2 separate regions of the Homo sapiens genome follow, and region 2 is linked to region 1. The links are chromatin loops, found by intact Hi-C in ENCODE. Cell type or tissue: B cell. All regions are shown on one strand. Links, peaks and the distances in the headings refer to the core of each region. The heading gives the core; the rest is flanking DNA. Region 1 holds the start of WSPAR (Wnt signaling pathway activating non-coding RNA). Region 2 overlaps VDAC1 (voltage dependent anion channel 1).

The links. Peaks named below come from ENCODE experiments on the same cell type or tissue, not always from the same donor. Only the 100,000 strongest peaks of a DNase experiment are listed, where the experiment ranks them.
Region 2: it touches region 1 in a loop (28-fold over the local background); 2 of 110 quality-filtered maps call a loop at or near these places.

What each region holds. Positions count from the first base shown.
Region 1 is chr5:133,898,219-133,914,803 of GRCh38, reverse strand. It overlaps WSPAR (Wnt signaling pathway activating non-coding RNA), which reads right to left and starts at 1,127. Exons shown (of 3, transcript NR_131252.1): 1 at 808-1,127; 2 at 1-29. RefSeq lists enhancers at 7,024-7,524, 7,525-8,025, 9,139-9,640, 13,221-13,720, 14,634-15,134. In B cell, for the core only: no CTCF peak of the experiment used is centred there; no DNase peak of the experiment used is centred there; H3K27ac peaks cover 344 bases.
Region 2 is chr5:133,973,272-133,987,797 of GRCh38, reverse strand. It overlaps VDAC1 (voltage dependent anion channel 1), which reads left to right. Exons shown (of 9, transcript NM_003374.3): 6 at 6,842-7,069; 7 at 11,777-11,927; 8 at 13,950-14,007. Among named protein-coding and RNA genes, the nearest start is that of C5orf15, 12 kb to the right of the region's middle. RefSeq lists a silencer at 13,434-13,634. In B cell, for the core only: CTCF peaks have their summits at 7,595 and 7,797 (motif pointing right); DNase peaks (open chromatin) are centred at 7,737 and 10,287; H3K27ac peaks cover 2,216 bases.

The DNA of each region.
Region 1 (16,585 bases), core at 4,326-12,325:
GGTGAAGATGTTTGGATGTGGCTGCAGGACTAAAAGGATAATTATTCATTACTGAGAACAAGCACAAGCACATAATCATAACATTCAGGAATCCATCCCTGGTAATTTATGGCCCCAGTAGTTGAGCACTTATGTCTCTAAGTGCTTTACATCATTTATTAGATACACCCGGGAGCCCCAGCAAGAGCAAGTCAGCATGACCAGGGTTACATGCGGCAGAGCAAGAGACACGGAGTGGCCCATGCAAGGTCACCAAGCTTGTCTGGGCCTGAGTGTGGGCAGTGGCCTCTATACCCAAGGCCTGGCCCCAAGAAGCCAAAGCCCAGCCTGAGAGGGGCTTGGGCACCACCAGGCCCTGGCCAAGCATTTCCAGGCCTAGGATTAGATTTGACCTCCTTCCCTGTAGGGGAAGAAGGATATCAGCTGAAGAAGCCTGGGGACAAATATAGTTTCTCATCAGGTCATGGGCAGGACACCAAAAATCCTAAGTCAGGTCACATTTTAAATGCACGAAGGAAGTTATGCTCAAAGTCCAGCTGAATCCTTCCCCAAGGTAAAAGATCCTTTTGTTATGTGAATAATTTATCTCTAAAGTATCAGATTTCTGTGAACTGGGTTTTCTGAAACTGAGCAAAAAAACACAGGAGTTAAAAGCATGGACCTTGGAATCGAACCCCCTGGATTCCAGACTCTGCCTTCCCACAGGTGACTCACGTGCTTAATCCTCAGTTTCCCCCTCTATAAAATGGGGATTATATAACTCTACCTTATAGAGAGATTATGAGGGCCATATAAGATAATGCTTACCTTAGTGGCTGGCATATAACCAACAATGTTGGCTAGCTGTTATCATTACCAATTGTTAATTTATTAACCAGACAACCGGCCAAAATTGTACAGGAGTTAGCTCAGGTCCAAGGACTCCTAGAGGTCACTCAGGCTATACTAAAACCTGGAAGAAGTCCTCCTGGCACGATGGCCACAAGCTTGGGTTCCTGGTGGGATGGGGATGTCAGAACAGGAGAGGGGAGCTTAGGCTTGGGAGGGTGTCTGGGGCTGGTCTAGGCATCATCCATCACCAAGAAGAATCCCAAACGTAGATCTTATCCAAAGTTCAGCCAGGATGGAGACTTTGTCATGCTATTTAATCTCCTTGTAGTGTTAGTTTCCTTGTCTGTCAGATGAGGATAGTAATGTCCACCTCCCAGCGTGGTGACGACAGAATGGAATTTAGTGTAGAAGTTCTTTGCCCAGGGATTGGCATTAAGTACTCTGAGGTAGCTGCTCTAGGTGCTGACCTGAATCTTAACTCTCCCTGAGGGGTTAAGAGATGGTGGCTGCCACCAGGAGCAGTGACGCTGTAGTGTCCTGACATCCTTCACCAGGTCCAGGGCCCGTCTGGCCATTCCCATCTCCACATTCCAGGTCAGGAGTGGCGAATTCTTGTTGGAGAGTCCTCCTGCTGGGGTGAGTGGACTCCTGGCTCCAGGCGCTCCCTGCTGCAGAGTTCCCTCTCTCTGGAGCAGTTCAGTATGTTCCTGCTTGGAATTCACAGCGGGCTGCCTCTGCTCCCCCACCGCATTATTTTTCGAAGCAATGATCCAATGAAGCAATTACTATTCCAATCGGGATGGAGATCTCTGCAACCCACAGCCAAGCATGGCCTCTGTGGCGTCTGTTACTCTCCTTATCTCTCCCCGGGCCTCCAAAGACCATCTCCATTTTCATGCCCATGGACGATTTATAACAGCTGCAACAGCAAGGCCAGGATCCCCTCTGAGCAGAAACTTTTCTTAAGAAAAGGGGTTCCGCATTACCCCACGCATCTTTGTGAAGAAGCCTTTGATTCCACCTGTCCTGTTTGGATTCTGAGTGTTTTTTCTTCTTTGGAAAGTAAACTTAATTACAATTACGTTTTGGCTGGGCCTGGTGGCTCACGCCTGTAATCCCAGCACTTTGGGAGGCCGAGGCAGGCAGATCACAAGGTCAGGAGATCGAGACCATCCTGGCTAACATGGTGAAACCCCGTCTCTACTAAAAATACAAAAAATTAGCCGGGCATGGTGGTGGGCACCTGTAGTCCCAGCTACTCGGGAGGCTGAGGCAGGAGAATGGTGTGAACCTGGGAGGCAGAGCTTACAGTGAGCCAAGTTTGCGCCACTGCATTCCAGCCTGGGCAACAGAGCAGGACTCCTTCTCAAAAAAAAATTTTTCATTTTTCATTTTTTGAGACAAGGTTTTTCTATGTTGCCCAGGCTGGAGTACAGTGGCACCACCATGGCTTACTGCACCCTCGACCTCCTGGGCTTAAGCGACCCTCCCACGTCAGCCACCTGAGTAGCTGGGATGACAGGCACATGCCACCATACTCGCTTAATTTTTAAAAACTTTTTGTGGAGACAAGGTTTCACTATGTTGCCCAGGCTGGTTTCGAACTCCTCGGCTCAAGAGATTCTCCCACCTGGACCTCCCAAAGTTCTAGGGTTACAGACATGAGCCACCATGCCTGGCCTTACATTTTTTTTGAGACGGAGTTTCACTCTTGTTGCCCAAGCTGGAGTGCAGTGGCGCAATCTCAGCTCACTGCAACCTCCGCCTCCCGGGTTCAAGCGATTCTCCTGCCTCAGCCTCCTGAGTAGCTGGGATTACAGGCGTGCACCACCATGCCTGGCTAATTTTTTGTATTTTTAGTAGGAACAGCATTTTACCATGTTAGCCAGGCTGGTCTCGAACTCCTGACCTCAGGTGACCTGTCTGCCTTGGCCTCCCAAAGTGCTGGGGTTACAGACATGAGCCACCGCACCTGGCCTACATTTTATTGATAAACAAATTATGGCTACAGAGTTTAATTGTGGAACAGCAGTTCTACAGTGCTTGATTGGACATTGTTGGTATATGAAATTACTGCTCCAAGGTACCCTCTAGCACAAATAATTCCAGAGTGGAAGGAAGTAAGATGGGGTAGCCCCCAGAGTTGCTTCATATCTGATTGATGGTGTACAGACCTGGCCATGCGGATCCACATTCCATCTTACATGGCAGAGGTGGATCCCCAGCCTGGAACTGTGAAGAACAGGGACAGGCAGCATCCCAACCATGGGGAGCATTTAACTCCAGCCATGGGATCTTTGCACTTTGAAACAAGCAGTGTGGGCAGGGCGATGCTTGACCCTCTCTATGAAACCTTCCACTCTCACTCCTTCATCCCCTAGAAGTGTCCCTCCAAGAAGCTTAGCTGGCTTGGGCTCTAACCGGCCCTCCTTGACCCCTACCTCCCCTGGAAGCCTTTTCTGGTTAAAACCACTGGGACGACTATGCCTGGTCCACTCTTCTGTCTGGCTGCTCAGTGAGTTCTAGTTCCCCAGTGTTGTATGCCCCTGTAGTCCATGGGCCTCGGCCATTTCTGTAATGAACGTGGACCAACCTAGGACATGGGTAGCAGAGTCCTTGCTCCCCCCTGCGCAGGTATGTGAGCAGATATTCTTGAGCTTCATAAGAGGTTGAAAATCTATGCATCTCGGGTTTCCCAGTTCCGAGGCATTGAGTGCACATGTTGGTGGTTCTTGATTCAAGAAATTGCACCCAGGGTGCCCTTTCACAGGGAGGACAATTGGAGTTCATGCCTGGCCCCTTCAGACTGTGGTGAGGCACTCTGGCAGTGATAAAATTCCTGACTGTAATGCTATTGCTGTCTTATATCCTCTTCTTGCAATAAACCGTAGACTTGTAAGCACTGTCATTTTGGTCCTGTGTGTCTTGTTTAGCCATTGAGCCCTGTCTAACTGCCACCGCAGGTCACTTTTGCTGGGGAAGGGGGGTCTTGGAGGGACCATTTCCTGACATGCTGCAGAACTTCTCCCAGCAGCCCCGCCTGAAGCCGTCTCAATTGCCTGCCGAGTAGGACACAGTGTACACCTGGGCTTACAGGCAACTCCCAAGCCCTCTGGTTAGGATACCCAACTTTTCCCAAAGGGCCCAGCTTCAGAGCTGTCAAGACAATGAGGTGTTTTTGAATACCAACGCCTGGCGTCCCTGCAGGAGGACTCGGAACTGCACTCTCCCAAATCAGAAGCAATGGCAGTGTGACTGTCATCACATTTGTTATTCTCTGCCTGCATTTACATAACATTTCTGCAAAGTGCTTTATAATCATTTCATTAGTCATTCATTTGCTTGATTGCATAGCCTTCAATTCAGTTAGAAAATCTGATTTGAAATTCAAGTCTCCACTACCACAAGTTTTAATTCAGAAAAACTTTCTCCCCCACAGAATTTGGAAACATTTCCAAATTTTGAGTGAGCCCCATCTCACCAACAATGACCGGTTCTGGAGTACAAAGTGAAAGACAAATTTAAAAGAGGCTGCAATGGTGGCCTGGTTCTAAGATCTAATTTAGAAAGGCAGAGAAACCCTGCCCAGCGGTTGAAACATGAAGAGTGCTAGAGAAAGCACTGAGGGTGGCAATTAGACAGGGTTCGATGGATAAAGAAGATGCACAGGACCCAAATGACAGTGCTTACACATTTATGGTTTATTGCAAGAAGAGGATATAAGACAGCAATAGCATTACAGTCAGGAATTGTATCACTGCCAGAATGCCTCATTGCAGTCTGAAGAGGCCGGGCGTGAACTCTGATTGTCCTCCCTGTGAAAGAGCATCCTGGCTGCAATTTCTTGAATCAAGAACCACTGACATGAGAACGGAATGCCCCAGAACCGGGAAACCCGAAATGCAGTCTTGGCCGGGGCTTCTGATATCCTGCTGGTCACATATGCCTATTTCTTGTCAGGGTACCACACCAATGGAAGTGCCCTTTGGGGGCCTCATTGAGACCAGGTGCAAGTCATCAATCTCGCTGTTATCAATAAACAATGCATCAAGCTGGTACAAACTGCCCTGCAGCTCCATGGCCGGAAAACAACACTGTTAATCCATAAGTTTCTCAACCTGACCAGGGCTCAGCACTGTGTAGGTACAGCCCTTATTTTAGTAAGACAGCCCAGATGAATTCCAGGCCTGCTAGAAGTAACCCTCACAGCTCAGTTCCGGGAGTGTGTCTAAGAATAGAACCCACCCACCCTGCCACTGTGAGCTTGGGGAGCCACTGGGCTCAGCCTGCAGGGGGACAGGGCTCCCCAAACCCGACCATTGCCCTAGCCCCTCAGTGTGGCCCCAGTTGTCCAGCTTCCCCTGTCTCCTATTCATTCACTATATCATCACCTAAGCAAACTCCTGAGCATGCAGCTTTGACCATGTCTTTACTCAGCTGTCACCCTCTCTGTGAGCCTTACTCGACACCACCTACTCCCCTTCCCTACTTTCTCTTTCCGATGGTAACTGACATGATCCGTGTTTTGTCCTCTTAGCTTTGCTCATTGTTGTCTGTCCCACTGGAGTGTAGTTGCCACGAAGCAGGGTTTTCATCTGTTTTGTTCACTGTGCATCAGTGCTAGGGTGGTGAGAGCTTGGCACGTACTGAGTGAATGTCTCCCCTCCAGCACTGGCTCCCCCTGGCTTCAGAATCCCAGCAGGGGCCCATCTCAAGGTGGGCCAGAACCACCTTCTTACCGCTTCTCCCATAGCTTCCTCTATCCCACCCAACATGAACCCATCCTTTGCCAGCAGCTGCTTCCTAGGCTCTTAATAAGCCTTAATTTCAACCTGTCCCCATTTCGTCCATGCTGTTTCCTGCCTGGAATTCTCCCTCATCCTTCTCCTTCCTGCAACCTCCTTCACTGCCCCAACCACACCCCTGGCTCCCATCTACTGTTCAAGGCCCAGTTGAAATAATGGCTTCTCCCAGACGCCTGCCCCACGCTGCTGCCTCCAGACCCAACCCTCCATCATGGCACCTCCCACATGGGCCCAGCTGAGCATGGGTCCAGCCACCCAGCTCTGCTCCTGTGTGGTGATGTCCTGTCTGTGACCACCTGCCTCCTGGACTGTGAGGCCTTGAAGGAGAGGCTCAGATAATTTCAATGACCACCATAACAGCCACCACCATCACGTACAGGACATTGGGTTAAGGCCTGGTGTGGATTATCTTTTTGATTTTTCAGAATCCCCGTGAGGCAGGTGTGTGGCTATCCTCACTTTACAGAGGAGGAAGCTGAGGCTCAGAAAGCCTAAGAAACTTAGCGTCACACAGCTAGTGAAGCCAAGAGTGGAACACAGGCCTTACTCGGAAAGCCTGTGTTCTTTTTTTTTTTTTTTTTTTTTTTGAGACTGAGTTTCACTCTTGTTGCCCAGCCTGGAGGGCAGTGGCATGATCTTGGCTCATTGCAACCTCCACCTCCTGGGTTCGAGCAATTCTCCTGCCTCAGCCTCCTGAGTAGTTGGGATTATAGGTGCCCACCACCACACCCGGCTAATTTTTTGTGTTTTTAGTAGAGACAGGGTTTCACCATGTTGGCCAGGCTGGTCTCGAACTCCTGACCTCAGATGATTGACCCGCCTCAGCCTCCCAAAGTGCTGGGATTACAGGTGTGAGCCACCGCACTCGGCCAAAGCCTGTGTTCTTAGCCACCCCTGCTCTGTGCCTCCTCCCCCCGGCTTGTTTGTGTTTGTCTATGCCATGATGTTAGGGGAATAGCACTTCCCACACCTCTGCTTTCCCGGTCGCTCCTGGCCTCTTGCCCCACTCTGGCTGTTCCTGGCTGACAGGTGTGGGACAGGAAGGGGCATGTACACCTGCCCATCTCTTTCCTCCTGGTCCTGGGAGCCGGGCTGCTTCTCGACAGTGTGTGCTCCTAACTGTTCTCAGTCCTATGGCGTGTCCTCACCTGACTCGATGGGACAGTCTCCTTCATTTTGAGGTAGAAGAGGAGAAAGCCATTTGCCCTTAGACACAAGTCATGGTCTCTAATTCAGGCTATTTAGAAATAAAGGTGACCTTTTGGTCCCCTACCTGCTTTAGTGTCTTATTCATCAACTGGTTTAGATTCCAGGTGGAGAAGGGGGCGCTAATTCCCAGGCCTCTGAATGTGGGCACCATGAAATATTTCCTGAGTTGAACCAAAATGGGAGAAGCAAGTGTGAGCCATGGGAAGGGAGGGCAGGGAGGGTCAGGCTCTTTGCACAAAATGGAGATGTTCTCCAGGTATAACGAAAGCCTAGGGACAAAGGAGCAGTTAGAATAACAATTCAGAGTAGTAACTCTTGGCCCTGGGTGACCCACGCTGGGGCTCAGTGAGAGCGGAGTTAAGGGAGATGGTGGTCCCTCTGGTGCAGCTCCCAGGGTGGCCTCTGAAGATGCCCTTGGTGCCTCTCTCGTTGGCCTGGCCTTCATCTGTTTAGCATGCTGCTAGGGGCCCCGTGGCCCATTTGCAGAGATTATGTGAGGCCGTGGCCTCTGGGGGAAGGTGGAAGGCCTCTGGGCTTTCCTCTGTGCCCTGTGAGCGCAGCCTGCACCTGCTCCAAGCTCAGGGCCTGCCATCTCGGTCTTCCAGATGCTTTCCCCTCAGCACAGTGGGCTTCTCGCCAGCTCTTGACTGTGAGGCAGTCTGGCGCTCCTGTGGCTGGTGCCCAACCTCCTGTGGCTGGGTCTTGCCTCCCACAGAGCAGGGTCTCTAGTCCATCTGCCTGGCTGGACCCCACTAGGCCCTTTCTGCAGGTTGGAGTCACATGGAGCCCTGCGCAGGCAGGCTCCCCACTGTGGACGTGGCTGCTCAGAGCTACGACTCAGGGGCTGGATAGTCATTTTGTCTGACAAGATTTAGCTCTCGAGCCCCAGGCCTGCGGGCTCGATCTCGGCAGTCTGCCCCTGTGGCTTGGAAGAGGGAAGAGTACAGAGGTCCAGGGGCTTCTACAGCCTCAGCCAGGGTCTTCTGGTCCCGCCCTCTTCTCCACTTCCTTCTAAGCATGTCAGCTAACATTTAGTAAGTGCTTGTTGTGTGCAAAGCACCTTCTGTGCAGCACCTCATTTAATCCTCACCAATATGCTTCCCCCTTTGTGGCTGAGGTCAGAGAGGCCAAGGCTGAAGTCCTACAGCTAGTGCTCACACTCTCCTTCACAGAAAAGCCATGAGCTGCTCCGAGCAAGGGGACACCTGCTTTAGACACATTTCAGGCTGATCACTGATTGCAGTGAGTCAACATCATCACCAAGACAGAAGCCACAGCAAGATCCCTTCCTCCAGGATAGAGATTCCCTCAGAGAAAAAGACCCTTCCTTATTTGACTTTTCAAACCATCTCCTCCTTTGTCATATCACTCAGTTCTCCCGGTAACGCTATCAGCAGCCCTCTGGGCTGGCTTGTTTTTTGATAGGTGAGGACTCTGAGCGTCCCTTAGTGGGTATGCTGCATGGTGAGCCAGATTTCTAGAGGGGCAGGTAGTCTCCACCAGGACCGCCCACCTCCCATTGCCATGAGATGTGCATGGGCCTGGGAGGCCCAACCTGGAGCCAAAGTGTCTCTACCCATGGGAAGGTTCTGGCCAGGACAGAGCCCACAAGGGCGTCTGTTCCTTTTCTGTGTGGCTGATGTCTGACCCTCGCCAGGTCCCTGATCCTCAACTATCACTCTGTGAAGGAAACGTGACTTAAAGTGCTGGGCCTGCAGCCAGCTGAGCTGGGAAAGGAGACCAGGAGCTACTGGTCACAGTCCCTTGCAGTGCCTGGGGTCTATCAGGGCAAATACTTGCTGCTGAGATGGAAAATCCTTGCCATCTTCGTAGCTGAGCTCAATAACACTATAAAGTATCTTTCCTTTTCACACCCAGTCTAGTAAGAGTGACCCTGGTCAGGCAGCTCTCCTCCAGGCAGTGATTTGGGGACCCAGGCCCCCTTCTGTGTCATGACCCCTCTGACTTTAGTGATCCCCCCATCACTAAGGGGTCATCTCCATTCCAGCCAGAGTGGAAAGCAGCAGGGTGAATCTCCCGTGGAAGGTTTGGATGGGCCAGGCTGGCAAGCCCATCACTTCTGCCCACATTCTGCTGGTCAGAGCCCAGGTACATGGCCACCTCTAGCCACAAGGGCAGCTGGGAAATGCCTTGCAACTGAGGGCCCAGGAGGAGAGCAAAACAAGTTCTGGTGCACATGGTCCACCGGCGTGTGAAATGAGGCCTTCTGGGCATTTGCGTTTCCTCCCTCCCCTGTGTCTGGTGCTGAGATCCCAGCAGGATGGGGCCCTGCTGTCCTTGTTCTTATCGCCCTTGCATTATGCAGTGCTCAGCCTCAGAACGCTGTTGTCTCTCAGGCTGCATGCTCCCTTTGCTGGAGGCCCCAGTGCCTCTGTAGGATCAGAAACCCTGAGTAGTGGACCCTGGGTTAGGGCTGGACTCCAGCTCTGACCGAGGCACCAGGTGACCATGGGCGAGGCCTCTTATCCTTTGTGGCCTCTAATACTTGATAAGCCCAGCTTGCTTCTCGAGCCAATGAAGGCCCCTAGAGATGATAAAGTCCTGAAGGGAAGAGGAGCAGGAGGAGGTAGACTCGGAGCTGAGAATGCCCCACAGAAAAGCCCTGAGGATGCCCAGGTACCCAGCAGGCATGAGTCATTAGGCGCTGCCCTACCTTGCATGGCCAGACCACCCACCTGGACCGATCACTCCACACCGTACGTGACGCCCAGGGGATCTTAACACATTAGTAGCGTTTGATCCAGCCCTGTTCCATTCCAGTTAAAAATAAGGCTCATAAATTGAGGCCATGCCCTAAGGGACAACAATGTTATAAGCTCATCACTTGATGATGATCAAACCTAGTTATAAAAATACACAGCACCTCTGCACCAGGGAGGAAGTGACCTACTTTATACCTCATGGGCTGATACTGAGTTGTCAGGGGTAAGGTCCAGGCCCTTATTCTGTTTTTAAATTCAAGACAGCTCACGGATTTTGGCTGGTTGCTCTTCCTAAAGTCTGAAGCCCCTACCAGTGTGTTTCTGGGATGAATGCTGCAGCCTTCTTGGCTCCTGGTCCACCTGGCAGGACTCTCTACAGGACAGGCTCACTGGGCACTTGAGCCGGAGACCTCTTGGCCTCCGTCTCCACCCCCACGTGGTCCGTTCCCTGGAGTGAGGCACGAGGCTTTCCCGGGTGTTTTTCTCTGTGCCTGGAACTGAGGGCCCCATAGGAGGTGGCCCGTTTGCCCTTGCTGTTTTTATTTTTGAGACAGTCTTGCTCTGTCACCCAGGCTGGAGTGCAGTGGTGCCATCTCCGCTCACTGCAACTTCTGCCTCCTGGGTTCAAACAGTTCTCCTGCCTCAACCTCCCAAGTAGCTGGGATTACAGGCATGTGCCACCACGCCCGGCTAATTTTGTATTTTTAGTAGAGGTGGGGTTTTACCATGTTGGCCAGGCTGGCCTGGAACTCCTGACCTCAAGTGATCTGCCCACCTCAGCCTCCTAAAGTGCTGAGATTACAGGCGTGAGCCAGCACACCCAGCTGCCCTTGTTCTTATTATCTGTAGTCAGTTTGGAAATCTTTCACTTGGGCTCTGGACCCCAGAGAGGCACCCAAGAGATATTCACTCACTCTTCACTCATTTGTTCAGCAAGTGTATCCTGAGTATGTTCTGTGAGGCAAATGTGAAGCCTCCTCTGATGGAGCTCAGCCTCTGTTCATCACCTGAGCACATGTGAATTTATAGTGGTGGTAAATGCCAAGACAGAGGCACACACGAGGTGCTGGGAGAGCCTAGCGTGGAGGTCGACTCAGTCATTGAAGTCAGGAAAGGCTCCCCGGAGGAAGTGGCGAGGGAGCTGAGCTCTGAAGATGAGGAGGAGTAAGCTAGGTGGGAGAAGTGAGGGCAGTATCAGGAAAGAGACCCTGGAGCAGAGAAGGTCAGCCGAGGAGGCCTTCTTGAGACCACCTGACCGTAGCTGCATCTGGCTTCTACTGGAGTCTGCAAGGGCTGTGGAGAGGGGCTGTCTCCTCCTGACCCTCTCCCTTTCTATCTCTGCTTCCAGCAACCTGGGTGCACAGTGGGTGTGCAGCAAGCCTTTGCTGGGTTGAATTCAAGAACAGTTCTTTGTTTTTCTAGCAACCTTCTTAAGCCCCCAAGGTTTATGTAGCTACTTTGAGGTCACAGTACAGCTCAGCATCACCTGTCTGGTCGAGGCTGGCAGAGCTGACAAGGTGACTACATTCTGTCTTTTTTTTTTTTTTTTTGAGACGGAGTCTCACTCTGTCGCCCAGGCTGGAGTGCAGTGGCACGATTTGGCTCACTACAAGCTCCACCTCCCGGGTTTACTTACGTCATCTGCCTCAGCCTCCTGAGTAGCTGGGACTACAGGCGCCCGCCACCAAGCCAGCTAATTTTTTTGTATTTTCAGTAGAGATGGGGTTTCACTGTGGTAGCCAGGATGGTCTCGATCTCCTGACCTCATGATCCACCCGCCTCGGCCTCCCAAAGTGCTGGGATTACAGGCGTGAGCCACCGCGCCTGGCCTACATTCTGTCTTTCAGTCACCTTGGTGGCAAATGCCCACACTATCTCTGCCCATCCCTGTGGATTTCAAATATGCTTTTTTTCCCAAGGTAATAATATGTATATTTAAAAAATAAATTTTATTGCACATATATGAGGTTTACAACACGATGCCATGGGATACATACGGGTAGTAAAATGGTTACTATAGTGAAGCAGATTAACAAATCTATAGTGAAGCGGATTAACAAATCTCACATAGTTGCTTATATTGGTGACAAGAGTAGCTAAAATCTGCTTATCAAATACATTCTTGCCATTAATGTTTTAAGGAATGTATTTGTTTGCCTGCACAAAAAATGAGGAAATTGTTTGCGTGCTTTGGGAGCAGGGGCACCATCCTACTTGATGTATTGAGAAGCTGGGCCTGAGCATTTAAACCGCTCCTTTCTGCCTGTGGCCTCCTGGTGGATCTTGACTTCTCACCCTTTTGTGTGTTGGCAGATGGCACTGCTGTCAGGTCTGTGGGTGTCTAACGCGCTCACTGTGGCTGGGTCTGGCCTGACGAGGCTCCAGGAGGTGGCCATTGGGCGCATAGGAGCTACCATCTGGCAGAAGGCTTGGGGGATGCTGCTGAACATGGCGGGTGGGAGACAGTGATAAGATGAAGTCGCTCCAGGCAGCACAAAAGCCTCTGTCCCCTGGGGCCCTCTGGAAGGCCACTGTCAGACCTGGAGGCTGCAGGCCCTCCTCCAGTCTGAATGCCTCCGTCAGCATGTGGTGCCTCCTCTTCTTCCATATCTTAACCCCTGCACTCTTGTCATGGGCGTGGAGCCAGCTTGCTCTGACGTTATCCTGGGAGGGGTTGCCAGGGCTCTAGCTTTACTCTTGAGTGTGGGTTCTAGTGGGGTCCTAGCAACTTCTTTTTCTTTTCTTTTCTTTTCTTTTCTTTTCTTTTTTTGAGACTGAGTTTCCCTCTGTCACCCAGGCTGGAGTGCAGTGGTGTGATCTCGGCTCACTGCAACCTCTGCCTCCTGGGTTCAAGCGATTCTCCTGCCTCAGCCTCCTGAGTAGCTGGGATTACAGGCACCTGCCACTACACTCAACTAATTTTTGTATTTTTAGTAGAGATGGGGTTTCACCGTGTTAGCCAGGGTGGTCTCCAACTCCTGACCTCAAGTTATCCACCCGTCTCGGCCTCCCAAAGTTCTGGGATTACAGGCGTGAGCCACCGTGCCTGGCCCTTAGCAACTTCATGTTACAGCTGGACCTGTCACCTCCCCTATTATTTCTGAGGCTGTACTTACCTCTGTTTATGGAAACATCCAACCTGCTAAACCAACCTCCAGTAGGCAGCCTCTCTGGAGGGAGAAGCCCTCTCAAATGCTGCCAGTCCAGGACTGCCTGGGAGACCTAGGACATGAGCCCAGAGGGGTCTCCAGATCTCAAAGGGCCAGAACTTGGCATTAGAGATGTGGCTAAAGAGATTATGACTGATATTACTGTTATAATCATCTAATTATTGTGGAACAATTAGAGTGTAATTAGGTGGATAAATGAATTGGCAGCACTGATTTACCACATTGATGACACATTGTGACACACTGATACTTTCTGAAGAGTTTTCTCAACTGGGCTCTCATGTATTTCCTTCTAAAATGATCCTATGACATCAGGTCCTGCTAATCTCATTTGCCAGAGGCGGAAATTGAGGCCCAGAGAGGCTGTTGACTTGCCCAGGTTTTCCCATCAGGCCTGGCAGAGCTGTGAGGCCCTGACGTGCCACAGCCCCCTGTCCAAGACCTTAGGTGCACAGCCTGAGAAACCAGATCTAACACAGATAAGGAAGTTTGGACTCTTGCCTCCCACCCTCCAATTATAAAAAGTCACAGAGACTGGCTGCTGGTGCTGCCTTTGCTTCACCACAACCACTGTGAGAACTGGCCTGAGTTGCCTGTGACTTCTGAGGTCTTGTGTATTCCACGATCCACAGGCAGATTTCCCCAGGACGAGAGAAGGATATCCAATTGCTCATCAGGGAAGGTGCTAGGTCTCCCAGCCAGACGCCCTCAGAGGCCGGTGTCAAGTCTCCCTCACCTCTGTGATGTGAAGTCAGCTCGTTCATGACCTGGGCAGGCAGAGGGTCAGAGGGGCAGATGGAGCACTCCTGGCCAGATGAAGGTAAGCCTTGGGGACACCACAGGAGAAAAGCAGGGACCCCGGGAGGGCCAAACACACCCATCCTCAAAGAGGAAACACATGCGTGGAGTGGCCCAGACTCACGCACTCTTGCTGGAGGCCGCATGTGTGATGCCTGTCCTGGAAGGGCCTGCTGGAAATGGAGCTCCCCCCATCAGTATGCTCAGAGCCAAGTCCTCCGAGCTCCTGCTATCCTGCCTGCCCTGCCCAATGCATTATTAATGAGGCAGCCTTCATTTCCAGTTTTTGGGTAGCTAATTTGTTCCTACAATCATGATTTCAAATATCACATGAATAATTCAGAAAATGATTTTACTGTAGTTAGATAAGCCTGTTAGCTGTCACATATCTGAATAAATTAGCGTCTCCATCCCATGGGGCATGGAGGGGCGGTGCCGGCCACGCAGCAGGGGCCCTAGCGCCGGCCACCACAGCACTCAGAACTTTACTTTGAGACCAAGGAGGCCTCGGGGCCAAGGGAGTAATAGGCACCGTAATTTGTCACGGAGGAGCTTGGTCACTGCTGAGAGTTGGTTGGTCACAAATGGCAATTAGTCTCCCCCTCCCAGATCTGGATTAGAGATACACGTGGTTGCTTGCCAAGCCCTAAGCAATGACCCCTCCAGCTCAGAAATGCAGACAAGTGTCCTTCCTCTGCATGTGAAGCAGCCAGCTCTGCCATGTGGCAGTTAGACATAGAAAGACCCCCTCCCCACAGCCATGTACTCTCTTCAGGAAGACAGGGCCTAAGAAATTCACCTGATTTTTTTTTTTTTTTTTTTTTTTTTTTTTTGTGGTGGTGGTGGTAGTGGTGGGGAAGGGAAGGCACTGTCTCTGTCCCTTGCTAATTGTGTTATATTAAGGAATTTGCTTCCCATCTCAGCCTCAGTTTCTTCATCTGTAAATTCAGCACAATATTCCCAGGACTGCCTCATCCACTGGGTTTTTGTGAGAGATGAGAATGAAATAATGGACGTGCAAAACTTTGCAAATCACAGAGTGCTGCAGAGATAAAAGGCTTACTCTGTGACTGCCTCCTTCAAGAAAGGGACTTCTCTGCATTCCTCCTCAATAAATACCCGAGAAAAGGCAATTCTGGCCCCTCTCCCTGATACTCATTCTTGCATTTGAGAACTTACGTGGTCCCTCATTTATGGAGCAGTCACTCACCATGGCCCGGCACCTGCCTTTGACCTCCGTCTCTTGCATCCGCAGGAGATCTCTGGCTGGGACAAGAGGTCACCTGTGTCAGTGGCAGTAATACTTCTGACTCTTGGCATAGAGCTGACTCTGGTGTAACCATATGCCTGAGGAGGTTCACTGGTGAAGACAGAGTGTCAGGGTGCCTATAGGCTCCATCAGAGAGCAGCCTGAGAACCACAGGCCAGAGGAAAAGGGTTGTGGTCTGGTGGGATTTCCACCTGTGCCTGGCATCACGCTGGCCACAGCACATGCTCACCAAACGCCTGCAGAAGGCATGGCTCAGTGACACATTCCTACTCAGGGGAAGGAGGCCCTGTCCACCTGTGGATTCCAGCTGGAGCACAGCTTAAGGCTGCAGATGGGAGCAGCCAGGCCGGGGCCTCTGAGGTGGATGTGGGATCCACAGCTGGGGCTATTGGCTGAGGTCAGGATGAGATCTGGGGTCCTGCTCAGGGGAGGGGAGAAAGAAAGTACCAGGGAGGGCAGCGAGGACAGGAGAGAAGAGCAGAGGCCAGAGTACAGGGACAAAGATGAGATGCCAGGGAGAGGCGGGGTGTGGGGGTGGCCAAGAGCACCACAGCGCAGGAGGTTAATAAGGCAGGCGCTTCTTTCAGAAGAGGGTCAATCCTGGTGCCACCTCTGGGCAAGTGGCATGAACTTTCTAGACTTCAGTTTTCTCAAAGGCAAGGTGAAGATGATAACACTCATCTCTTGGCACTGTCGTATGGGTTACATGAAGTGAGGCCCTGAAAGTAGGTGGCACAGTGCCTGGCATGCAGGGAGGGCTCAGTCAACATCAACTCCCACCACTGCCGTTATCATGACCATTGCACCTATTGTGATCCTCACTGGTTTCCAGGAACATCTCAGCTGCCCCTGATTGCAGAACTTTCCCTGCAGTCCTAGCCAGGCAGGCAATAAGACCTGGAGATAGGAGGTGTGCACACTGCCTACCCTCTAACCGACTTCCCCAGAGGCTCCCAAGTGAGCATCTTGTCTGGTACCGCCCACTACTCGCTGCCTGGGAGTCCAGAAACTCCTTGTTGTCTCAGGTTTTCCCTCACTCTTTTTCTCTGGGTGGGACCCTCAGGCCCAGCCTTTATGCCCCCAGGCATGCTTGGAGGAGGTGGCCGGATGACATCCTTAGAGACACTTGGCAAACTTAGCTGAGAGATCAGCCACCGAAGCACCTGGTGCTGGCCGAGTGGGTGGAGAATGTCCTGGGGGAGGCAGTGGAAGGGCAGAGTGGTCCTCTCTTTTGGGGGAGCTTGAGGACAGAGTTGGGAGACCAGACCCACCCAGGGAAGAGGGGTCAGAGTGCTACATGAGGCCCTGGTGGAGGGAGGAGTCGGTGAGACTGTGCAGAAAGGGGGATGGCTGGGCTGAGCTTCTGGATGCAAGCAGGGCTGCTGAGCAAGCCATTTATCAGGATGGTGGTGACAGGTGTTTAAAAGGAAAAATATTTGCATGTGTATGCTTTTTTCAAAATAATTAATATTCAAATTAGTGTTGGAGATCCAAATCGCTAAAGTGTAACTAGGCAGAAAACTTCTCTGATAGCTTGTAATTTTCAGACCATTCCACCGTTCCCACTGCATTCCCCTCCCCGCACCTCACCTACTTCTCACAACTGGGCTTCCACAGACTTGTCCTGGAATGGCAGCGGCTCCTGGGACTCAATTCCTGAGTCTTGCCAAACTAAGGGCACCTGACCCTCCACAGCTTCCCTGTGTCCAGCCAGAGCCCGTGAGAAGCCATGTCCTGACACACTCCCCTAAGGTGCCCTTCTGCACACATCGCCCTCCT
Region 2 (14,526 bases), core at 4,336-12,335, 73 kb before region 1:
CTATTTTTCTCTTTGTAATTAGTAAGTATCTTGTGGGTAGACACTTTGAGATTATGCAGATATTCTATTTCTCATCATACTTTTGCTCAAAAATAGTAACATCCATTGGTGATTCTTGCCTGCAACAGTTACGCTTGGCAAATGGTGACTGGAGTGCAGTGGTGTGATCCTGGCTCACTGCAACCTCTGCCTCCTGGGATCCAGCAATCCTCCTTCCTCAGCCTCCCAAGTAGCTGGGACCACAGGCGTGTGCCACCAAGCCCAGCTAATTTTTGTATTTTTAGTAGAGATGAGGTTTCACCAGGTTGGCCAGGCTGGTCTAGAACTTCTCAGCTCAAGCGATCCACCCGTCTCAGCCTCCCAAATTGTTGGGATTACAGGTGTGAGCCACCACGCCTGGCTACAAATGGTGATTTTCTTTTCTTTTTTGTTTTTATGAGATGGGGTCTCACTCTGTCACCTAGGCTGGAGTGCAGTGGTATGATCTCGGCTCATTGCAACCTCTGCCTCCCTGGCTCAAGGGATCCTCCCTCCTCGGCCTCCCCAGTAGCTGGGACTACAGGTGCCTGCTGCCACCCCTGGTTGATTTTTATATTTTTGGTAGAGACAGTGTTTCACCATGTTGCTCAGTCTGGTCTCAAACTCCTGACTCAAGTGATCTGCCTCCCACCTTGGCCTCCCAAAATTCTGGGATTACAGGTGTGAGCCACCACACCTGGCCTCAAATGGTAATTTTCTATTGCCATCCTTCCTTCACTTGTTAATTGGTATTCTACCGTAAGGAAGAGCTATTCCTTCTTCCCCATGTATTTATTTAATCAATTATTTATTTATATTAGTATAGATGCATGGACATTTACTCTATGGGCTATAATGCACAGTGTCATTTATTTTGTCGCTCAAGTTGTCCCAGATATGGGCTTTGGGAGAATACACTCTGTGTGCTTTTTGACAAACCTCTGTCGTTTTTCAGAGCATGTCTTTATTTCTGGTTTTAGAAAGTGTACCACGCTCATCTAGTACTTGTTTTTCCCCAGTCCTGCTATCTGCCATTTCTCCAAGGAGCCTTGGTTCTTTATGTTGGAGAATGATATTTAGAAACTAAGATTGTAGGCCTGGCGCGGGGGCTCATGCCTGCAATCCCAGCACTTTGGAATGCTGAGGCAGGTGGATCACGAGGTCAGGTGTTTGAGACCAGCCTGGCAAAACCCTGTCTTTACTAAAAATACAAAAATTAGCTGGGTGTGGTGGCGCACACCTGTAATCCCAGCTACTCAGGAGGCTGAGGCAGGAGAATTGCTTGAACCCAGGAGGTGGAGGTTGCAGCGAGCCGAGATGGTACCACTGCACTCCAATGTGGGCGACAGAGCAAGACTCCATCTCAAAAAAAAAACAAAACTAAAATTCTGGGTGCTAGATGTACATAATGCTACTGGGTATTTGAGGAAAGTTCTGGTGGTGCATCATGGAGATTAGAAACGAAAGCTGGCTTTCCAAAGTGACTGAGGGTACAGCCTGGGAAAACACCTGGCTCCCAGGAGGAGCGGAGTGTAGACCACATCTGGATGAGGCCACAGACCTCAATAAGGACCAGCACCCACGCTGAGTATCCATCACAAATAAAGCTTGCTTGTTAACCACAAATCAGTCAGGCCTCTCTCGGGTGCTTGTCAAATTAGCACTACTGTTGAAATAGCTTAAAAATAAATCCCAATAATATCTGAAAGAGGAAGACTCCACAGACATGGTGTGCAGTGTTAGAAAGAGACCTGGAGAGAAGCCTGAGCCACTCCCCAGCACTGCCCTTTCTCTTGGGGATTGTGGGCCCTGGCCAGAATCCAGTGAGACAGTGGGTGGGGGTGCCATGTCAACTGGTGCAGGTGGTGCACACCACTGGTCAGAGGCCCTGCCATAGGCATCATAGTTTGTGATCATCAGCAGCTTTTTATTAAAAATTGAAAAAGGAGATGGTTAGAAGATGCCTGATTTTATATTTCCTTTTCCCTTTGTAAATGTCAGCCTCTCAACAGCTGTCTAATCATCAGTCATCTCAACCAGCCTGGTGCCAATCACATACTTGGCTGAAACCCAGACTTCTTTCCCCAAAGAGCAGGCAGATGAAGATAGGTTTCTTTTTCTTTTTTCTTGAGACATCTTGCTCTGTCGCTCAGGCTGGAGTGCAGTGATGTGATTTCAGCTCACTGCAACCTCCACCTCCCAGGTTCAAGCAATTCTCGTGCCTCAGCCTCCTGAATAGCTGGGATTACAGGCACATGCCACCACGTCCTGCTAATTTTTGTATTTTTAGTAGAGACAGGGTTTTTCCGTGTTGGCCAGGCTGGTCTCCAACTCCTGACCTCAAGTGATCTGCCCTCCTTGGAGTGCTGGGATTACAGGTGTGAGCCACTACGCCTGACCAGTTTTGGATTTTTCTTATTGAGAGATAATTTGGTTGTTACTCCTTTCCTTCAAACCTTGCCAAAATGTACAGAAGTAACTTGAACAAAATTGAGGTTCCAAGGCATAAGTTTCATTGTCACTTGTTCTGTTGGTGAGCAGGTCTGTGCACACCTACTCCCAACTGCTGAGGGAGCTGAGCAGCCAAAGAAAGAGACTGACAAATCCAGTTTCTCAGAAAGAAACATTTAATAGAGACTTACAAATAGAAGCGATGTCTCAAGCAGCCAAGAGACAGTGGATCCCTGCATTCATCCTCCAGAAAGTATTCTTTATATAGCAAGCTTTTAGAGTAAAGACATGTGCATGTCTTAGACCATCTTGCAGAAAACTCTTGCAAAACTTGTGACCAAAGGGAGGTTAGATAAGCATCTTTACTTTTTAAATTTTTATTTATTTATTTTTTTGAGACAGTCTCACTCTGTCACCCGGGCTGGACTGCAGAGGCGTGATCTTGGCTCATTGCAACCTCTGCCTCCCGGGTTCCAGCGATTCTTCTGCCTCAGCCTCCTGAGTGTCTGGGACTACAGGTGTGCACCACCACACCCAGCTAATTTTTGTATTTTTAGTAGAGATGGAATTTTGCCATGTTGGCCAGGCTGGTCTTGAACTCCTAAGCTCAAGTGATCTACCTGCCTTGGCCTCTAAAAGTGTTGGAATTACAGGTGTGAGGCACTGTGCCCGGCTGGCATTGTTTCTTTTATGGGATTGTCTATGATGCATTCCTTGGTCGTCATGGCTGTATTAGGCTATTCTTGCCAGGCAAGGTGGCTCACGCCTGTAATCCTAGCATTTTTGGAGGCTGAGGCAGGCAGATTGCTTGAGCCCAGGAGTTGGAGACCAGCCTAGGTAACATGGTGAAACCCCATCTACACACACACACACACACACACACACACACACACACACACACACACACACGCTGGTCATTGTGGTGAGCGCCTATAGTCTTGTCCTTGCATTGCTCTAAAGAAATACCTGGCCAGGCGAGGTGGCTCACACCTGTAATCCCAGCATTTTGGGAGGCTAAGGCAGGCAGATTGCTTGAGCCCAGGAGTTGGAGACCAGCCTAGGCAACATGGTTAAACCCCGTCTACCCACATGCACACACACACTAGCTGGGCCTGGTGGTGCGCACCTATAGTCAGTTCTAGCTACCTGGGAGGCTGAGGTGGGAGGATCACCTGAGCTCAGGAGGTAGGGGCTGTAGTGAGCCATGATCGCACCACTGCACTCCTGCCTGGACAACAGAGTGAGACCTTGTCTGAAAAAAAGAAAAAAATACCTGAGGATAGCTAATTTATGAAGAAAAGAGGTTCAATTGGCTCATGGTTCTGCAGTCTGTACAAGCAGAGCACAGGCATCTGCTCGGCTTCTGGGAAGGCGTCAGGAAGCTTTTAGTCATGGTGATTGATGAAGCAGGAGCAGGCACATCACATGGCAAGAGCAGGAGCAAGAGAGAGAGAGTGGTGGGGAGGTGCCACACGCAAACAACCAGATCTCATAACTCATTATTGGGAGGACAGCACCAATCCATGAGGGATCCACCCCCATGGTCTAACCACCACCCAGCAGGTCCAACACTGGGGACTGCATTTCAACATGAGATTCAGAAGATACAGCATCGAAACTGTATCAGTGGTGATTTTGTTTCAAGACGGTGTCACTCTTGCCATGGAACAGGCTATTTTCCTACATCACTTGGGAGGGGTGCTGGCTTTATTTTCAGCTGTGACCTCTAAAATTCTTGTCTCATTGAGAATTTGGAATTTTTAACCTTTATTTTTTTTTAATGAGAAATCTGAAACATACAAAAATATACAGAAAAATATGTTTAACCCTCATTCTATTCCTATCACACAGCTTTGATAGTTACCAACCTGTGGCCAATCATGTTTTATTTATACAGCCATAAATATAACACTCCTCCACGCACATACTATTTTAAGTAAATAACAACACTTAATTTCAGCTGTAAATATTTTATTATGTATCTTTAAATGGCAATAATCCATTTTAAAGGAGCATAACCATGATATTATTATTATATTGAAAAAAGTTGATCATTTCTTTTTCTTTTTTTTTTTTTTTAAAGATGGAGTTTCACTCTTGTTGCCCAGGCTGGAGTGCAATGGTGCGATCTCAGCTCACGCAGCCTCCGCCTCCCGGGTTCAAGTGATTGTCCTGCCTCAGCCTCCTGAGTAGCTGGGATTACAGGCATGGGCCACCACACCCGGCTAATTTTGTGTTTTTAGTAGAGACGGGATTTCTCCGTGTTGGTCAGGCTGGGCTCGAACTCCCGACCTCAGGTGATCCGCCTGCCCCAGCCTCCCAAAGTGCTGAGATTACAGGCATGAGCCACTGCGCCCAGTGGATCATTTCTTAATATTGTCAAATCTCTAGTCTGTTCAAATTTACATGATTGTTTCATGATTTTTTTTTTTTTTTTTGAGACTGAGTTTTATTCTTGCTACCCAGGCTGGAGTGCAGTGGCGCGGTCTTGGCTCACTGCAACCTCCACCTCCTGGGTTCAAGTGATTCTCCTGCCTCAGCCTCCCAAGTAGATGAGATTACAGGCATGTGCCACCACACCCAGCTAATTTTTGCATTTTTAGTAGAGATGGGGTTTTGCCATGTTGGCCAGGCTGGCCTTGAACTCCTGACCTCAGGTGATCCACCCACCTCGGCCTCCCGAAGTGTTGGGATTATAGGCGTAAGCCACCGCACCTGGCCTTTTGCTGTTTTTAAAATAACAGGTTGGTTCTTTAGTCTTTAAAGATGACAGCTATGTGATTTGAGCGTTATTATAATTCTTTTTTTTTTTTTTTTGAGACGGAGTCTTACTCTGTCGCCCAGGCTGGAGTGCAGTGGCGCGATCTCGGCTCACTGCAACCTCTGCCTCCCGGGTTCAAGCGTTTCTCCTGCCTCAGCCTCCTGAGTAGCTGGGATTACACACGCCCACCACCGCGCCCAGCTAATTTTTGTGTTTTTAGTAGAGACGGTGTTTCACCATGTTGGCCAGGCTGGTCTCGAACTTCTGACCTTGTGATCCACCTGCCTCAGCCTCCCAAAGTGCTGGAATTACTGGCATGAGCCACTGCGCCTGGCCCCGAGTGTCATTATAATGCCTAGAATAAACATACTGTTTAATATGTTTCAGCCTATTGCTAATATTTTTCTTATTGAGGCTCACATTGCTCCATTGTCGAAGCCCTTGGGAGCCTCTTCAGGTTACCTTGTAAGTCCTTTTGCCTCCACCCCAGTAGTCTTCAATAGCTTTGATAGATGTTTTAGGTTACTGTGTACATTTCCTGCCTAAGATCTGTAGTTGGCCATTTCTCCAAGGAGCACTGGTTCCATTTAGGAGGAAATGGTCTAGGTGCTGAGGATGAAGCATTAATCTCAATGTGAATAAAGCTAGAAGTGAACAGTGCTGTGTAGTCCTTGAGGCTCTGAGTGGATCTGGTTCCTCCTGTGGTCTCTGCTGAGAATGCAGCTTCCTGTGGGAGATGTCGATCTTGTAACTGAATGATAGAGACAATCAGATAAAAATGATCCATGTTGTATTTGTTGGATGTGATCTTGTTCTCCAGTGTGTACTTTTGGTAAAAGACATGGTAATAATAGGTCTGCAGGTGACACTATTCACCTGCTCTTCCTAAGGGATGCTGGGTCTTGAGGAACCGGCAGTAGAGACACTGAACTGCTTATAGACTCACATCTGGTATCATCAGGTTGGACCTGGGATACTGTCTGGCTAACTAACACTTCCTGGCCCCCATGACTGCAGAGTTCCAGGTTCTACATCAGTACCCGGTTCTCTGAAATATGTACTCATTGGGGTCTCATGAATATGGAATTGAAATCCATTTTACTGTTGTACTCACTTAGAGGGAACATAGCCTTTGTTTCCTTACTTAACCATGTGAGCCACAGAGTAAGAAGAAAACCGTCTCTTTAAAAGCTGCTATTTAGGTAGCTGCCTTCATGGCAGATAAATCTTTTCCACAGGTTTGGAAAATATCAAAGATGCATCTGTTTCATAATTACATGGTGGCTTTCTACCTAATGAATGCCTGTGTAGGCTGCTACGTTAAGCATACAAAGAGGATAGGAGAAGAAAGTTACTTCGTATTTATTTTTCAGGCTTTTCCTGTCTGTGTTCTCACTTCGTTATTGTGGGGTTTCTGCAGACTGAGTCCCTGTGGAAGAGAGGTTGTGTCCTGCTCATTGTGGTACAGCAGTGGCTTAAGGGAGAACTGGAGCCCTGACTTCACCCCCACCCCACTCCCTTTATTTGACCTGGGATTAAAAAAAAAAAAAAGACAACTTGCATTTCAAGGTGAGTTAGCTTCTGATCTTAATATAACTTATTTTCCTTCAGGAAAAAAAATGCTAAAATCAAGACAGGGTACAAGCGGGAGCACATTAACCTGGGCTGCGACATGGATTTCGACATTGCTGGGCCTTCCATCCGGGGTGCTCTGGTGCTAGGTTACGAGGGCTGGCTGGCCGGCTACCAGATGAATTTTGAGACTGCAAAATCCCGAGTGACCCAGAGCAACTTTGCAGTTGGCTACAAGACTGATGAATTCCAGCTTCACACTAATGTGTAAGTGTACATGGGGGCAGCAGGGTGGGAGGGGTGGGGTTGGAGCATGTGTGGTAAGGGGATTGCTTTTCACTGTTTTTTTTTTTTTTTTTTTAAGAAAGCCCAGTTTTTAACCACTGTAAAGTGAGTTTGTTGGCATTAGATGAGCCACATGGCCTGCTGCTATCTTTTGTTTCCCACCTACCCATTTCCTGGAGTGTCTTAGATCCTTTCCACTCTGTGAACAGTATATATTGCCACAGGTACACAAAGTGGCTGATTAATTACAGCAGGGACATGGTGTCAGTCCAGAGCGTGTCCATTCCCTGCAGTTTTTGTTTTAGTTAACAAAACAGCTCTCTTTCTCTGTCTAATGCCTGAGGATTAGCCTGCTGGGCTTGATGACATGTAGACATGGTAGACAAATTTAGGAGCTGATTATCTCAGTTACAAACTATCTTCTCTGTACAGTGAAGCATGTAAAAGTAACTATTGGACAGTATGGTGAAGGGAAACAGTGATTATAGGTTAGGAGAGAGCCCCTTGAGAATTGAAGTAGATTGATGATTTAAGTTAAGGGAAACACATTTCATTCATGAATCTTGTTTTATCCATAAACCTTGTTTTATTTAGTTTCATGAGGAATTAACCTGTGACAGGCACAAGCTGGGTGCAGAGTTACCATGTTTATTTCTTTCCACTAGAGGTCACTAAAGAAGTAACTTCTTAAACTTAAGGCAAATCAGTGATATTAATGTGTAAACTAATATTTCCATTAATAAATTTTTTGAGGAATTTTTATCATTAATTTGGAATCTGTTACAGCTAAAAAGTCACAGGAAAACTATAGAGATGGACAATCTAGTGGTTGGCAGGGGGCGGGGAGGGTATGACTACAAAGCAGTGACTGAGGGAGTTTCGGGGAGGGAACTGTTCTATATTCTGACTGTCGTCATGGTTACATTAATCTGTGTACGTGTGTTAAAATTCGTAAAAATGTATACCAAGAAAATATCCATTTTGGCCGGGCGTCGTGGCTCACGCCTGTAATCCCAGCACTTTGGGAGGCCGAGGCGGGTGGATCACGAGGTCAGAAGTTCAAGACCAGCCTGGTCAAGAAGGTGAAACCCCATCTCTACTAAAAATACAAAAATTAGCTGGGCGTGGTGGCGGGTGCCTGTAATCCCAGCTACTTGGGAGGCTGAAGCAGGAGAATCGCTTGAACCTGGGAGGTGGAGTTTGCAATGAGCCGAGATCACGCCACTGCGCTCTAGCCTGAGCAACAGAGCAAGACTCCGTCTCAAAAAAAAAAAAAAAAAAAAAAAGCAAAGAAAATATCAATTTTATTATATGTTTAATTAAGAAGAGGTGAAACATACTAAAAAGCTATAGGAAACATACCACATGCATAGAAATGTTTTTGAACGTAGAATTCTGATTGGCATGGGAAGTGTTTTCCTTGGTTTGAAATTGGGCATTGGCACCAATTCTTCAGTACCAATTCTAGGAGGAACAATGGCTGTTAGCCATTTCCCCCACATATCTGAGCTTCAGCATTTTAAATAAGCAACAAGTGGGTATGGTTTATTTTTGGAACCAGCGTGAAGGCAGCTGACACAACTCATCTGGGTTGCCCTGGTGCTTGCAGGGGCCCAAATGCATAACAGAAATTCTTTGTGCTTCATATAGATGAATTTGAACAGTTCCACCTGTGTATTTATTTATTTATTATTATTATTTTTTGGTGACAGGGTCTCACTCTCTCACCCAGGCTGGAGTTCAGTGGCACGATCTCTGCAGCCTCCACCTCCCGGGATTAAGTGATACTCCCACCTCAGCCTTGCAAGTAGCTGGGACTACAGGTGCATGCCACCACACCTGGCTAATTTTTGTATTTTTTGTGGAGGCAGGATTTCGCCATGTTGCCCAGGTTGTTCTTGAACTTGTGAGCTCAAGCGATCTGCCCGCCTTGGCCTCCCAAAGTGCTGGGATTACAGGTGTGAGCCACTGCATCTGCCTTCTGTTTATGGTTTTGAAAGCTCTGTACAGGAAGGCAGTATTGTGTTCCTGGTTTTAGGATATTCTGAAAAGTCTGGCCTTTTTTAAAAACATGTAAGCCCAAGAAACTTCCCCATTTGAATATATTACTAAAGTCATTCAAAAATCTTATTTTTGACAGGCTGCTGTTTTATTGTAGCATACTTGGGCTGTCTACAGAAGACAGGATTCTCTGTGAATCAGGCAGTGCCTGGGTCTCCCTGTACTTTCTAGAAGCATAATGTCTGTCTCGCTGAATTTCATGGGGAAACGAAAATTTACAATGTGTGGCTCATACGTGTAATCCTAGCTACTTGGGAGGCTGAGGCGGGAGGATCACTTGAGGCCAGGAGTTTGGGACCAGCCTGGGGAACATAGAAATACTCTGTCTCTAAGAAATTTTTTAAAAATTAGCTGGGCATGGTGGCAACATGCCTGTGATCACTTGAGCCCAGGAGTTTGAGGTTACAGTGAGCTATGATTTTGCCACTGCTCTCCAGCCTGGGAAACAGAGCAAGATCCCATCTTGGGGAAAAAAAAAAAAGAAAATTTAGAATGTATTCTCTGATTTAGGGAGAGTGTCTTGTGAAGACTAGAGTTTTTGTTCTTAGGTCCTGAAGCCCTTTGCTGGATTCCAAAGTACGTGGGCTCTGACTCACAGTTAACCAATGCCATTTCCACTGGAAATGCCCACAATGATGAGGCAGAACTCAGACACTGATTTTATGTTAAAGATGTTTGAGAGGGTCTAGGCAGGCTTGAAGACCATCTGATGCAAGGAGGATGGTCATTCCTTTTTAAAAAATTGCAGCATTAAAATTTTTCTTAATTTTTTTAATCAAAGGAGTCTGAACCCATGGTTGTAAAATCAAACAGTACAGATGGGCCTATGAAAAGCAGTGATTCCAGCCTGCCTCAGCCTGCTCATCCCAGCTCCGCAGTGGCAGCCACTTTAACTGTTTTTGTTTTCTGTGGTTCCCTCCATGGAGAAGGTTGCTTCTGACCAGGCACCAGTATGCACTGTGTGTATAAACAACAATCTGAAAGCAGTAATGAGAGACAGTCTATGATCTGTGCCGACCCCAGCCCGACAGAGGACAAAGTGTAGACTCTGAGCTCTTCGTATGCCTTTTTAGGGGTGGCAGTGACTGCAGAGTTTGTATAGGCTGTTCAGCTGGGTGGGGCAGACTTTCAAATTCTGAGAGCTTAAGCAGGGCCCCAAAAGAGGAAGAGGAGAATTTGAATGACTGAAGAAGGGAAAGGGATATTCCCAGCAACTGGAGTCATTCAGTGTGTTTGTAAGAGAGGAGGGAGCTTGGCCAGCTGGGGTTTCATTCTGAATGTTTTTGAAAGAGGGAGACATTTTATGATGTAGCAAAAAGCTCCCTTTCAAATCCTGCCAGGCTTAGATGTTGCAGCATGGGTGAGGAGTATGCACAGGTGGACGAGATGAATTGTGGATTAAGCTCTTTTGAAGTGCTGCTCCTCCAAGAGGCTGGGTCAGTGCCAACTGTATCTCCCCAGCAGTGGCTGCAGCAGGTTGTGCCAAGGGCTCTAACTTGCCTTCTGAGGCATATGTGCAGCCCCACCTTTCTTGCCATTTCTGGCTGTGTTCTCTTCTCATTTTCTTCTCTTTCCATAACATTTTTTATTTTTACTTTTATTTTTTGAGCCAGAGTCTCACTCTGTCACCCAGACTGGAGTGCAGTGGTGAGATCTCAGCTCACTGCAACCTCTGCCTCCTGGGTTCAGACGATTCTCCTGCCTCACCCCCCCAGGTTGCTGGGATTACAGGCACCTGCCACCATGCCCAGCTAATTTTTATGTTTTTAGTAGAGACAGGGTTTCATCATGTTAGCCAGGCTGGTCTCAAACTCCTGACCTCAAATGATCTGCCCGCCTTGGCCTCCCAAAGTGCTGGGATTATAGGCATGAACCACTGCACCCGGACTTCCATGCCATTTTTCTGGTAGAATCGTTTATAAAAGTAATAACATCAGTAGCAGTAAAAATAAATCACTCAGAATCTCAGTGCTCTACTTGCTGCTTCTTTTTTTTTTTTTTCCTTATAGAGACAGGATCTCGCTCTGTTGCCCAAGCTATATCCTGGGCTCAAGCAGTCCTGCTGCCTCGGCCTCCCAAAATGCTAGGATTACAGGCGTGAGTCACCACGTACCCCCTCTCCCCTGGCTTTTTCTTTTTTTGTTTGAGACAATGTCTTGCTCTGTTGCCCAGGCTGGAGTGCAGTGGCGCGATCTCGGCTTACTGCAACCTCTGCCTCCCAGGTTCAAGCGATTCTCCTGCCTCAGCCTCTTGAGTAGCTGGGATTACAGGCGTATGGCACCAGCCCGGTCAATTTTTGTATTTTTAGTAGAAACAGGGTTTCACCATGTTGGCCAGGCTGGTCTCAAACCCCTGACCTCAAGTGATCTGCCCATCTCGGCCTCCCAAAGTGCTGGGATTACAGGTGTGAGCCACTGTGCCTGGCTAGGTGCCTGTTCCATACTTATCAGACTTCCTGTAATTTAGTACCTGTTTTGTGAAATTTGGTGAACTTCTGACTTCCCTTAATACCAGTATTGGTTCAGTCCATTTCTGTCATCCCTGTCTTCTGGGAGACTTGGGTGGATCTGTCTGGGCTGCAGCTCACCTCCCTGGGAAGCTCAGCATCTGTCCTGTGCTTGTTTGCAGGAATGACGGGACAGAGTTTGGCGGCTCCATTTACCAGAAAGTGAACAAGAAGTTGGAGACCGCTGTCAATCTTGCCTGGACAGCAGGAAACAGTAACACGCGCTTCGGAATAGCAGCCAAGTATCAGATTGACCCTGACGCCTGCTTCTCGGTGGGTATCTGTGGAATCACGCATCTCACAGGCAGGCCCATCTGCTCTTTATGTTGGAATCCTTCAGGTTTGCTGGAGTGCTGTGCTTCAGCTTACTCAAAGTGAGAGATGCTGCTGGGCGCCGTGACTCACGCCTGTAATCCCTGCACTTTGGGAGGCCAAGGCAGGCAGATCACTTGAGGTCAGGAGTCTGACACCAGCCTCGCCAACACGGTGAAACCCTGTCTACTAAAAGTACAAAAATTAGCCGGGCATGGTGGCGTGTGCCTGTAATCCCAGCTACTCGAGAGGCTGAGGCAGGAGAATTGCTTGAACCGGGGAGGCGGAGGTTGCAGTGAGCTGAGATCGTGTCACTGCACTCCAGCCTGGGTGACAGAGTGAGATTCTATCTCAAAAAAAAAAAAAAGACTCCGTCTCAAAAAAACAAAAACAAAGTGAGAGATGTTCTCACTTTGAAAAGAGTGCCAAATGAGTACAGTGATCATACTACTAGTACTTCTTATGGGTACCAGGCACTGTGCAGAGCCTTTTGTGTAGATTACTGTGTTTAATCCCATTTGAAATAGGTGCTTTGGTTTTTTAATCATCTCTGGGTTTTTTTTATTTTTTGTTTTTTTGAGACAAGGCCCAGGTTGGATGCAGTGGTGTAATTGCAGCTCACTGCAGCCTCATCCTCCTGTGCTCAAGTAATCCTGCCACCTCAGCCTCCCAAGTAGCTGGGACTATAGGCACACCAGCATGCCTGGCTAATTAAAAAAAAATTTTTAGTAGAGACAATGTCTCACTCTGTTGCCTGGGCTGGTCTCAAACTCCTGGGCTCAAGCTGTCCTCCCACCTCAACCTCCCAAATGTTGGGATTACAAGGCATGAGCCACCATGCCTGGCCAATCATCTCTGTTTGTTTGTTTTTTTTTTTGAGACGGAGTCTCCCTTTGTTGCCCAGGCTGGAGTGCAATGGCACGATCTCAGCTCACTGCGCAACCTCCGTCCCCCAGGTTCAAGTGATTCTACTGCCTCACCCTCCCATGTAGCTGGGAACACAGGCACCCACCACCACACCTGGATAATTTTTGTGTTTTTAGTATAGACGGGGTTTCACCATGTTGGTCAGGCTGGTCTCGAACTCCTGACCTCAGGTGATCTGCCTGCCTCGGCCTCCCAAAATGCTGGAATTACAGGCATGAGCCATGGCCCCTGGCCAATCATCTCTGTTTTTACAAATGAGGAACTAGAAACTTAGGTGAGTAACTTGCTCAAAGGTACACAGCAGGAAAGTGCTGGGAGCTGGATTTGAACCAGACTGGCTTACTGTTAAGCCTCTTCCATTAATACCAGTTCCTGTTCTATCATGCGGACTGTTAAAAGGGGCACTCTGAAATCTAGGGTTCTAATTGATAATTCCCCCCGCCCCGCCTCACTTTTCATTCTCCTTTTCAGCTCCTGCATTGCATATTAAGAAATCAATAGTCAGTTGGCATCTTGCAGAGTCTCTGGCATTGCTCACAGGCCCTCGAACTACTACACAGTTTTTGCAGTAAATCCTATTGGGCTCATTTCTGTTGTCACAGGGCACTGGCGGCTGTATCTCTTTGGGGTGAAATGAGGGAATCTCATGTTGCAGAATGGTGTCTGTACTGGTTTGTGTAATTTATGGACAGCCCTTTTTAAGTCTCCTAAACTAGAACCGAATTTGGCTCCCTTAACAGCAAGCACTTAAAAACAAGAGAAAAGGAGCCTCATTATTTATATGAGCAAAAGGACACTGGCCCCTAAGAGGCCTTCCTTCTCTCTGCTTTGTTCTTATGAGGGGTGTCAGATCTCAGCACACCCTTTGAACAGAAAGGTATGCACCTAAAATTGATGTATTTTGTATTGAATTTAATGAATCTCATGAACAAGGTGGTCATGAAAAATTTTGATTCTAAAGTCCAAGGTTGGTTGACTAAAAAGCTCTAATTTTGGAGATGGAAGTGCAAAGTATTATACTTAATGTTTTCTCTGTTTTGTCATTTCCTTGATTAGGCTAAAGTGAACAACTCCAGCCTGATAGGTTTAGGATACACTCAGACTCTAAAGCCAGGTATGTGTTGCTTGTGTGTGAAATCGGTTCTTTATCTTAAAAAAATTGTGGTGCTGGTTTGCTGATTTATGTCATTGCTTATAAAATGTTTATATAATACAGTGGGTATATATAAATGGATATATGTAAAGTATAATTAAATGTTTATAAAGGAGTATGGGGTCATTATAAAACATTTGGAGAATATGAGATGTAGCAAGCAGGAGGAAAAAGGCTGAGGCTAACACATATTCTTTGCTATTTTCTTCCATCCTTTTTTCCAGTGTGGACATAATGCTTGATACTTATTTCTGGCAGATTCTCAAAACTAACTTATAAATCAGCCCCACTGTAAAAAGACAAAGAAATAGGAAAAGTGGTTTGCAGGTTTCCTCTGCACAGTTGGCTAGGCCAGTCCACGGCGTATTATAGTTCTAGTGTATAACCACTTTTGAACCCTGGAAATCTAAGACTACCAGCTACTCCCTGAATCAGGTTATTCCAGGGAATGTCAGTTTGTTGTGTGCATCTGTGGATGTA